2 separate regions of the Homo sapiens genome follow, and region 1 is linked to region 2. A link is a contact called in ENCODE Hi-C or POLR2A ChIA-PET data. All regions are on one chromosome and are shown on one strand. The core of a region is the stretch at or near the end of the contact, and the rest is flanking DNA. Distances in the headings are between cores, read along the strand shown. Region 1 holds the start of HINFP (histone H4 transcription factor). Region 2 holds the start of KMT2A (lysine methyltransferase 2A).

Region 1 (4,539 bases), core at 1,124-3,623, 690 kb after region 2:
AACATATATATGGATCCCAGAGCAATCCTGAAATTTTTGCTCTGTAACCTATGTTTGAGTTTACACAGCTCTGTGAATGAACTTTTTCTTCATAAAATTGCTAAATAAAGCTAAAAGCTATTTTCAGTGGTGTAAATCTGAATTAAAATGAGGATGGCATTTCATGAAGTACTACTATATGCATTTTTGAATGAATAAAGTTGGTAAGATATATTTTGTTACTTTTGAATTACATTTTTTAAAACGCTTTTTTTTTTTTTTTGAGACAGAGTCTCTCTCTGTTGCCCGGGCTGGAGTGCAGTGGAGTGATCTTGGCTCACTGCAACCTCTGCCTCTCAGGTTCAAGCGATTTTCCTGCCTCAGCCTCCTGAGTAGCTGGCACTACAGGCACCCACCACCACACCTGGCTAATTTTTGTATTTTTTGTAGAGATGGGGTTTCGCCATGTTGGCCAGGCTGGTTTCGAATTCCTGACCTCATGATCCGCCCGCCTCGGCCTCCCAAAGTGCTGGGATTACAGGCATGAGCCACCGCGCCCTGCAAAACCCTATTTTAAAATAGGGACCAAGTTATAACTCACTGTTGTTAAAACCAAAATTTATGCACAAGTATGACTTTACTATCTTAATGGCATTTTAAATTTTATTTTATATATATTGAACATTTAATGTGTTTTCTGATTGTACAAATTATATAGGTTTATTTTTAGATTAGAAGATACAGAAAACTACAATGCAATAAAATATCAGTCTTAACCAACTTTATTAAGGTATATTATTTAACAAGTATGTCTTGAACCCTTACTGAGTTTCAGCCACTGGGCTAAGTGAGTGATGGGTTTTTTGTTTTATTTTGTTTTTTGTTTTGTTTTGAGACAGAGTCTTGCTCTGTTGCCCAGGCTGGTGTGCAGTGGTGCCATCTCAGCTCACTGCAACCTGTGCCTCCTGGGTTCAAGCGATTCTCCTGCCTCAGCCTCCCGAGTAGCTGAGATTATAGGCGCCCGCCACGATGCCCAGCTAGTTTTTGTATTTTTAGTAGAGACGGGGTTTCCCCATGTTGGCCAGGCTGGTCTTGAGCTCCTGACCTCATGTGATCCACTCGCCTCGGCCTCCCAAAGTGCTGGGATCACAGGCGTGAGCCACGACACCCGGCCCACTGATGGAGTTATAAAGGTGAAGAACTAGTCTAGTGAAGAATGCAGACTGAGAGTAAACAGACAAATACAATGTGACTGAGCTGTATTGTTAAATACAAGAAAGGACTATCAGGAAGACTTTTTGGAAAAAGAAGCATCTACACTGAGACCATAAAAATTAGTAGGAGTCAGTCAAATAAATGTGGGAGGAGGAGAAAGGGATTATTCCAGGTAAAGAAAACAAGTTCAAGGCTTGAGAGGTAAAAGGTGGCTTGGTGTGGTGGAAAAGGTGAAAGAAATTTGCGACTGGAGAGCAAGAAATATGGTCGAGAAGGACTAAAAAAAAGTAGACAGGGAGAGCCCAGATGCTGAAGGGTCTAGAAAACCTCAGTATGGTTTTGGAGCTTTGCCCTGAAAGCAATAGAATGCCTTTGAATTGTCTGAAGCAGATGGTAACTTGATCAGGTCTGCTTTTTGCAAAGTGGAGAATGCTTTGGAAGGAAGCAAGTGTGCACGCAGCGGGACCCATTAGACTAATGTATAAATCCTGCCTGGAGGTCATCACTGGACAGGGGAGGTGGGGGAGGCGGTGAAGATAAACAAAAGGGGATAAATTTGAAATATCCTGTTTTAAAAGGAGGTAGAATCCACAGAACTTGGCAATGGATTGGATGTGAGAAGTGAGAGGAATCAGTGATGACTGCCAGCTTTCTGACCTGAACGAGTGGATGAAGGGAAGCCGAGTTTTGGGGGGAAAGAGAAACATATAATACCAACATTTAAAACATAATAAGACTAAGAGGCTGAAGGAAAGGGTAGAACCTTCAATCTGAGCCGAGCGGGGCCGACAGCGCTGGGCAGCATCCCACGCCTTTTTCTCCGCGAGGCCCACGCAACCAGCCAACTAAAGCGAAGAACCACGTGAGGGAGACCCCACTGCGCACCAGGCGCGAGCCCTGCGCATGCCCGTTGGGTCCCGGAGGCCGAGCCTGCGCAGTTAGGGGAACTCAGGCCCATAGGCTCCCCGCCTTTGCGTTGCCCTGAGCAGCGAGGCGCGGTCACGTGCTACCTTTTGCACGTATCCTGTCGCCCCTCTGTCCGCCCGGGACGCCTAGCCCCACCCACTGTTCCCGCCCCTTCCGTGTTTTGGTGCGCACGGGTTCCGCCAGACACAGCTACCATTGGCTGTCAGTCGGATCCGAGAACGACGATTGGCTTTCCTTGACCGTCCCTCAAGCGCCTCTCCGGAGATGGTCTGAGGTGGGAGAAGAGCTGAAGAGACCTGGAGCCGACAGACGGTAAGCTGGGGTATGTGCTCTGCAGGGGCTGCAGGAGGCCAAGCTCTTCCCGAGCCACCTCGGCGAGTATTCTTGCCGCTTGGCCACGCTGGTCTGCCCTGGTCCGGTCCCCTCACCCCGACTGGAACCTCCCTGCTTTCTAGTCTAGGGGCTTCGCTGCGGCTGAGACTCGGTCGCCGCCACGCCTTAGCGTGAAGGATTCCGGGAAGCCTGCGGGACTGCGAGTGGAGAGGTTTTGCCCAACGGGACGGTCTCCTTCCTTCTGTCCAAATTCTACCTGTCCTTCGAGGCGTGGTGCGGGCCCCACTGCTTAGGGGAGACTTCCTTTTCGCCTGACCGCGGAGGTGTCTCTCTGTCCTGGTCTCCCTCATCGGGTACTTTGTTTCGGTCGTTGTCTTCACGTATCAGTCTTATCTTTTTGGCCAAATTATGAGTTCTTAGGCGTTTAGGACCCTTTTTTTCTTGAATACCACAGTTCATTCATTGTCTTGCGTTACAGTATATGCCCTCTTAAGTGTTAAGAGGGTAGAGTGAAGATCATGCCCCTATCTCCTCAGAGTAGAAACAAGAGACACAGAAAGAGAAATTAAAGAAGACAGGAGGACAGTCAGAGAGCGTCAGGGAGTTTTGCCTAGGTTTCAGATCATTCTGTATCGCCAGCTAGCTTGCCTCCTTGGACTTACCCACCAGTCTAACAGCAGGTGTATGTTTAGAATATTTGTGCTCGGCACAGTGTAGGGACACGGGCAGGTGTGATATGGTTTCTGCTCAGAAGCTTCTTATAGTCCAATTGGGTAAACGAGACTAGAACACATAAAACGACCATGGCAACATGAAAATAGGGTTGAAGTTTTATGGTGTCAGCTGTGCCAGCCATAGAACTAAGGAGCAAGAGTAGATTCAGGGATGGGGTAGTTTAGGAAGGCTTCCCGGAATGTGATTATCTCCTGATATTTATTGAGTACCTGGGGTGTGCAAAGCTCTGTGCTGAATCTGAGAATGAGAAGTGAATAAGTGATGGCCACTGTCCTGAGAAACTCCTAGTCTAGGGGAAACAAGTTTCATTGCATTGATAGCAAAGATGTGTGTGGATGCCGTGGGCAAGAGATGGGATATGCCAGCTGTACCTGGATGAATTGGGAAGGGGGTCATCAAAGAGAAGACTTTGGGGTTTGAAAGGCGAATAGAAGTTGCATAGGTAGGCCTGTCGCGGTGGCTCACACCTGTAATCCCAGCACTTTGTGAGGCCGAGGCGGGCGGATCACTTGAGGTCAGGAGTTTGGGACCAGCCTGACCAACATGGCAAGACCTCGTCTCTACTAATACTACAAAAATTAGCTGGGCGTGGTGGTGCGTGCTTATAGTCCCAGCTATAATACTTCGGAGGCTAAGTCACGAGAATCGCTTGAACCTGGGAGGCGGAGGTTGCAGTGAGCCCAGATCACAGCACTGCACTCCAGCCTGGGCGACAGAGCAAGACTCCATCTCCAAAAAAAAAAAAAAAAAAAAAAAGAACTTGCGTAGGCAGAGAGTTTTAGGAGAATGTAGAGTATTCAGAGACAAAGATGATTGAATCAGAGGAAGAGGGAATGAAGTATGGGTGAGGAAGCCAGAGAACAGCATCATGTGGGAGAAAGAGCATGATCTTTGGATTGGAATGAGGGTGCTCTTACATCAGATGAAGTGTAGAGAGGACTCACCACAGGGCTGACACACTGTAGCTTCTCAATAGATGTTCGTTTCCCTACCTAGAACTGGAGAAGTAAAATTGAGACCACTTTGAGAAGAGCCTTGCATTTCATACTGTAATAGTCAGAGGAGGTGTGGGATTTTATGACTTTTGAAGCTTTTTTCTACTTTTCTTACCACAACATTATAAAAGCAGTCAATATTCAATATTTCTTTCTTCTTTTTTTTTTTTTTGACAGGGTCTGGGTCTGCCGCCCAGGATGGAGTACAATGGTGTGATCTTGGCTCTTTGCAACCTCTGCCTCCTGGGCTCAAGCCTTCCTCCCACCTGAACCTCCCAAGTAGCGGGACTGCAGGTGCATGCTACCACATCGGCTGTTTTTTTTTTTTTTTTTTTTTTTTTGAGATTGAATCTTG
Region 2 (5,129 bases), core at 2,015-4,514:
CGGGTTCAAGTGATTCCCCTGCCTCAGCCTCCCGAGTAGCTGATTACAGGCACCCGCCACCACACCCGCTAATTTTTGTATTTTTAGTCGAGACGGGGGTTTCACCATGTTGGCTAGGCTGTTCTTGAACTCCTGACCTCAGGTGATCTGCCCAGCTCAGCCTCCCAAAGTACTGGGATTACAGGCGTGAGCCACCGTGCCCGGCCTTAAATTTTTAACCATATGAATGTATTAGGTATTCAAGAAAAATATGTTGAATGAAAATTTAAAATAAAAAATAAGTAAAGCACATCGAATTTAAGGTACCTAATGTGTAAGGCACAGAATGTCTTTTTTTTTTTTTTTTTTTTTTTGAGACGGAGTCTTGCTGTCGCCCAGGCTGGAGTGCAGTGGCGCGATCTCGGCTCACTGCAGGCTCCACCCCCCGGGGTTCACGCCATTCTCCTGCCTCAGCCTCCCGAGAAGCTGGGAATACAGGCGCCCGCCACCTCGCCCAGCTAATTTTTTGTATTTTTAGTAGAGACGGGGTTTCAGTGTTAGCCAGAATGGTCTCGATCTCCTGACCTCATGATCCGCCTGCCTCGGCCTCCCAAAGTGCTGGGATTACAGGAGTCGTAATGTCTTTTTATGATCAGCAGGATGGTTAACGGATATTTGCTGTCAGACCCCAGTGAGTTTTAGCACTTCTACTTACTAGCTGTGTGACTTTAGACATTATTCTAAGCCTCAGTTTCCCCATATGTAAAATCAAACTTATAGAATTGGAGAGAATTGAGTGCACATAAAGCACTTAGGCTCACAGAAAGCACTGAAAAATGTTATTATTAATATTTTCGCCCTAAAATCTCCAACAATAAACCAAATTCTGACTTGCTCTGGCTCCTTTTGGACTAGTCTAGAGGCAAAGAGACAAACTATATGATTTCTCAAGGAGTTTTTCTGCTCAGAGGCTTGAGTCTGGGGACTCCACACAATATTCGAAGACATTCTTCCTTCTTTCTGCTGCCTTGCAACCTGCAGACCTCCCACCTGTGTTAAATGAAGAATGCTTGAAGTGAGGTTACTCAGAACCCACCCGGTTCATGTTTTCTCAAGGGTAGAAGGCGGGAAGAAATCTGTTGACACAGTTATATAAAGCCTGTCATTCAGTCCCCTGCCTATTACCTCTGCAGACCGTTATGCATATTAAAGAAGGGGGGGCGGCAAATACAAAAGAAAAATAAGAGAGACGAGAGAGAGAGAGAAAGAGAGAGAGAGAGAGAGAGAACGAACAAATCAGGATGCTTGAGGGAATCCACGTGGTCGCCAATCTGTAACTGATCAGAGCAGCTACACTGAAGCAAAAACCCCAGCGCCCAACGCTAAATATATTGCAATGGAGAAACCGTCCACAATGGGGTGTCTCTGTCCTTAGCAGAGCCTTGGGGCTGCCGTTTAAGACCCTCCTGCTACTCCCACCCTTTTAGCATCTAGTAAACCACGCGCTGTAACAACGGAATCTTGTTCTGTGTATTGCGTTGTGCGAGTGTGCGCTTTGCAAACCATCTGGGCCCCATCCTGCGCGGTTGGAACGAAGATCGATTCGGGACGAGTTGGGGGAGTTGAGGCTTGCCTGTGTCTCCTCCCTTTCATTGCTCCTCTCCAGCCCCCATCCCATCGTCCGCTCTGCACAAATGTTTCGCCAGTGGAGGGACGTAGGTTTTCAGCACCAGGAGGCTGTGGACCTTCTCTGGAGGCGTGAAGTGCACCCTCCGGAGGGCCAGAGCTGAGTGCAACCTGCTCACAACGACCCTCTCCCTCCTTCCCAAATTCGCCGCCCCAGGCTGTAATATTACATGCAGTGCGCTGTACCGGTGCGGGAGTCCAGGAAGGCTGCATGACCTTCCAGCGAACTCCCCCTCGGCTTGGGGGATGGAGGCTGCCCCGGGGCCTGCAGGCTGTGTATCGATCCCCCAGCCTCAGCCAACGCAAGTTCTCCCGACACAAACCCCTCCCTACCCTCTCGGCTTTCCCAGCCTTGCAGGCGTCTAACGCTATGCTCGAGGCGCCCTCCCCTCTTTCCCGCAATAAAGTAAACCCGGTGGATATTCATTCCCCTCCCTAACTCGCCTCCTTCTTTCCCCCTCCCCCCTCAGCTTACTAACCCCGCGCACAGAGCTCGCCGCCGGCGGGCCCCTTCCACCCAGTGTATCATAATGCCCAACGCTCTCCTCCTCCCCCTCTCTTAATCAGAAACGTGCTCGCGAGCCCCCCTCCCTCTGCGTGCATACATTAGGGTCTGCTTTGCATGCAGCGGCAGGCAGAGACCGGAGGAAGAAGGGGCGGGGGCGCTTTTGCCCGCCTCTTCCCTCCAGGCCCCGTTAGCCACCCAGCTTCAGCTTCGTTGTAACACCGCGTCGTTAGCGGAGCACGCCGTGGCCTCAGTGCCCGGGCTGGAGAAACACAACCCAACTCCCTGCAGAAGGGCACGAAAGCCAGACGAGTGCACAGTAGAGCGAGGAGGTGGCAGGAGACCTGCCACTCGGTGTGTGCTTTTTGGAAAGAGCTCCAGCATGAAAATGGGAGGGGCTCCTTTTTTATTTTTTAAAGTGCGTTCATTGAGGGCCTTTCTGTTTTGCATATAGTAAACTGGGCAGCGCTTCTGTTTTGCATGTAGTACAATAAGGGCTCTTTTATTCTAGAAGCGTTCAATTCGGGCTAACCCATCTTGTATCCGTGCCCTGGGGCGGAGGAGAAGGCTCACTGCTCCCCGACCCAGCCGCCGCGTTATACTGGAAGCTGCTCTCCCGGGCTGTTCGATTCCCAGCGCGTCCCGGGAACGTGTGTAATCGGCCTCTCGGCGCTCAAGGCTGCAGGCGGCCCGGCTCCCTACGCCTCCATCCTCCGCGTAGTCCTCGCCCCCTCCCCCTCTCTCCGGAACCCGCGCTCTGCTCCGGGCTCCCGGGCTTCCTTCCCCCCTCCTTTTCCCGAGCAATGCCTCTCCCGGAGGGCGGGGCATGCAGTTATCCAGGTTGCGGGGCCGGCGGGCGGGCAGGAGGCGGCGGCCCGGGCCTCGGGATGGAGTTGCAGCGCCCAGGCGTCAGAGGCGGAGGCCCGAGGCCGCTATACAGATTGCGGGGCTGGCGGGCGCGGCCCGGCGCTCTGCATAGCGGCCGGCAGGGTGCAGGCGGCCGGGCGGCGCAGAGCTGGTTAGGCAGGTTCCGGGGCCCCGTGCCCCCCCCTCCGCCTCCCCGCCCCCCTGTGTTGTCGCCTCTCCCTCTCGCTGCTTCACTTCACGGGGCGAACATGGCGCACAGCTGTCGGTGGCGCTTCCCCGCCCGACCCGGGACCACCGGGGGCGGCGGCGGCGGGGGGCGCCGGGGCCTAGGGGGCGCCCCGCGGCAACGCGTCCCGGCCCTGCTGCTTCCCCCCGGGCCCCCGGTCGGCGGTGGCGGCCCCGGGGCGCCCCCCTCCCCCCCGGCTGTGGCGGCCGCGGCGGCGGCGGCGGGAAGCAGCGGGGCTGGGGTTCCAGGGGGAGCGGCCGCCGCCTCAGCAGCCTCCTCGTCGTCCGCCTCGTCTTCGTCTTCGTCATCGTCCTCAGCCTCTTCAGGGCCGGCCCTGCTCCGGGTGGGCCCGGGCTTCGACGCGGCGCTGCAGGTCTCGGCCGCCATCGGCACCAACCTGCGCCGGTTCCGGGCCGTGTTTGGGGAGAGCGGCGGGGGAGGCGGCAGCGGAGAGGTAAGGGGGCGAGGAACCCCCAGGTCCGGGGTCTCGACCCTCTGCGGAGCCCCCTCCCCTCCCCCATCCGGGATTGAGGAGCATCCCAATTCTGGGACCATCTCGGGGTCCCTGACCCGGGGCGAATGGCTCTCCCATCTTGGGACCCCCATGCAGGGCTGCAGACCCCCAGGCGCCCCCACCCCGGGGTTTGGGCCCATCTGGCTGAGGGCGTTTGCCCCCCGCTCTCCTCCCCCTGACCCTTCCCCAAATCCCTTGGCACAGACCCCCTCGCCGGGGTTTCCCATCCCGGGACTGAACCCCTCCTCCCTTTCACAGATTACCTCATCCGAGCAAGATTCCTCCCTCCCTCCCTCCTAGAGACCTGATCCCGCCACATCCCCGCCTCCCTCTCTGGGCAGATGTGTTACTCCTAGGGCAGTTTTCCTCTCGGGCGTCTCTCGGGTGATGGCCTCATCCAGGGCCACGTTCTCCTGGCCCTTGGGGATCGTGTCCCTTCCAGCACCTTGCTTTCGAAAACCCGATGAACCCTCGCGCCATCCCCGGGCCAGGTCCCTATACTGCCAGCCACTCCCCCTTCCTTCACCTCCACCCTCTACCCCCACCCCAAGCAGACCGATCCTCCCCCATCCCGCCCTACCCCACCGGGGAAAATCTCTCCTCTGCACCTTGCCTGGTCTCACCTCCTTTCCCTCTGAAGATAACGGTGATTCCTCATACAGCAGTCTCTTCCCCCCCCCGCCCCGTCTTACAGGGCTACAGTTTCTAGCCTATTGGTAGCCGGGAATTACTCTACCTTCACTCCACCCTTTCCCTCCTTTAGAATGAAGGATTAGTGGCATCTTGGAGGGGAAAATAGTCCACTGTCCCCTAGGCTTAGAGAAGAGCAGCTTTCCACCACTCCCCTTGGAGAGGAGGCAGGCTTTCCCTCCAGCTCTGGGGAAGGGGGCCCCTGTGAGGGGAGGTGTTTGTTGGGGGACTGAGGCAGCATCCTCCCAGGGGAAGCAGCTGCTCTCCTACCCCACCCACTGCGCCTGAGAGCACGCAGTCTCCAACCCGAGCTCCCTCCCGCCCTTCTCTTCTCGTCATTTCATTATTGATCCACCTTTTCCTAGGCCAATCCTGGGGCTTGGAAGGGGTGGGGGAAGCCAGGTTGGGGTGAGGAGAGTAGATAAGGGACAGTTATACTTTAGTGTGGTGGCGGTGGTTGCTTTGGGATGGGAGAAAAAGGATTATCAAGCAAAGTTATTCCTTAGAAAGGACTTGGGGTTGTCTCTGATTCTTGTAAGGGGACCCAAGGTGGATGAAGGGTCAGAGCGTTGCCCCTTCCCCATTAGTACTGGGGCAAGAACGGAGTTGCTTCTATAAACATTATTCGGCCCCCTTCAGCAAAAAGGAAAGTTGCCCAAGGA

The links. A loop is a pair of places that touch in the nucleus more often than their neighbours do. ChIA-PET counts read pairs that join two places held with the same protein, here RNA polymerase II (POLR2A). Pooled maps may share reads with other maps.
Region 1: a loop to region 2 is called in a map of CD8-positive, alpha-beta T cell, with 25 times the contacts of the local background. The contact joins the promoter of HINFP here to the promoter of KMT2A in region 2. A Hi-C loop is called at or near these places in 2 of 168 maps with a recorded cell type or tissue (CD8-positive, alpha-beta T cell and naive thymus-derived CD4-positive, alpha-beta T cell) and 6 of 50 pooled maps. POLR2A ChIA-PET finds 5 or more read pairs at or near these places in 2 of 52 experiments (A673 and naive thymus-derived CD8-positive, alpha-beta T cell).

Annotation. Positions count from the first base shown.
Region 1 is chr11:119,119,207-119,123,745 of GRCh38, forward strand. HINFP (histone H4 transcription factor) reads left to right here and starts at 2,374. Exons shown (of 10, transcript NM_198971.3): 1 at 2,374-2,433. RefSeq lists a silencer at 2,108-2,387.
Region 2 is chr11:118,433,228-118,438,356 of GRCh38, forward strand. KMT2A (lysine methyltransferase 2A) reads left to right here and starts at 3,265. Exons shown (of 36, transcript NM_001197104.2): 1 at 3,265-3,717. The coding sequence starts at 3,286. RefSeq lists enhancers at 2,237-3,234, 2,434-2,573, 3,235-4,233, 4,234-5,129 and a silencer at 2,884-3,363.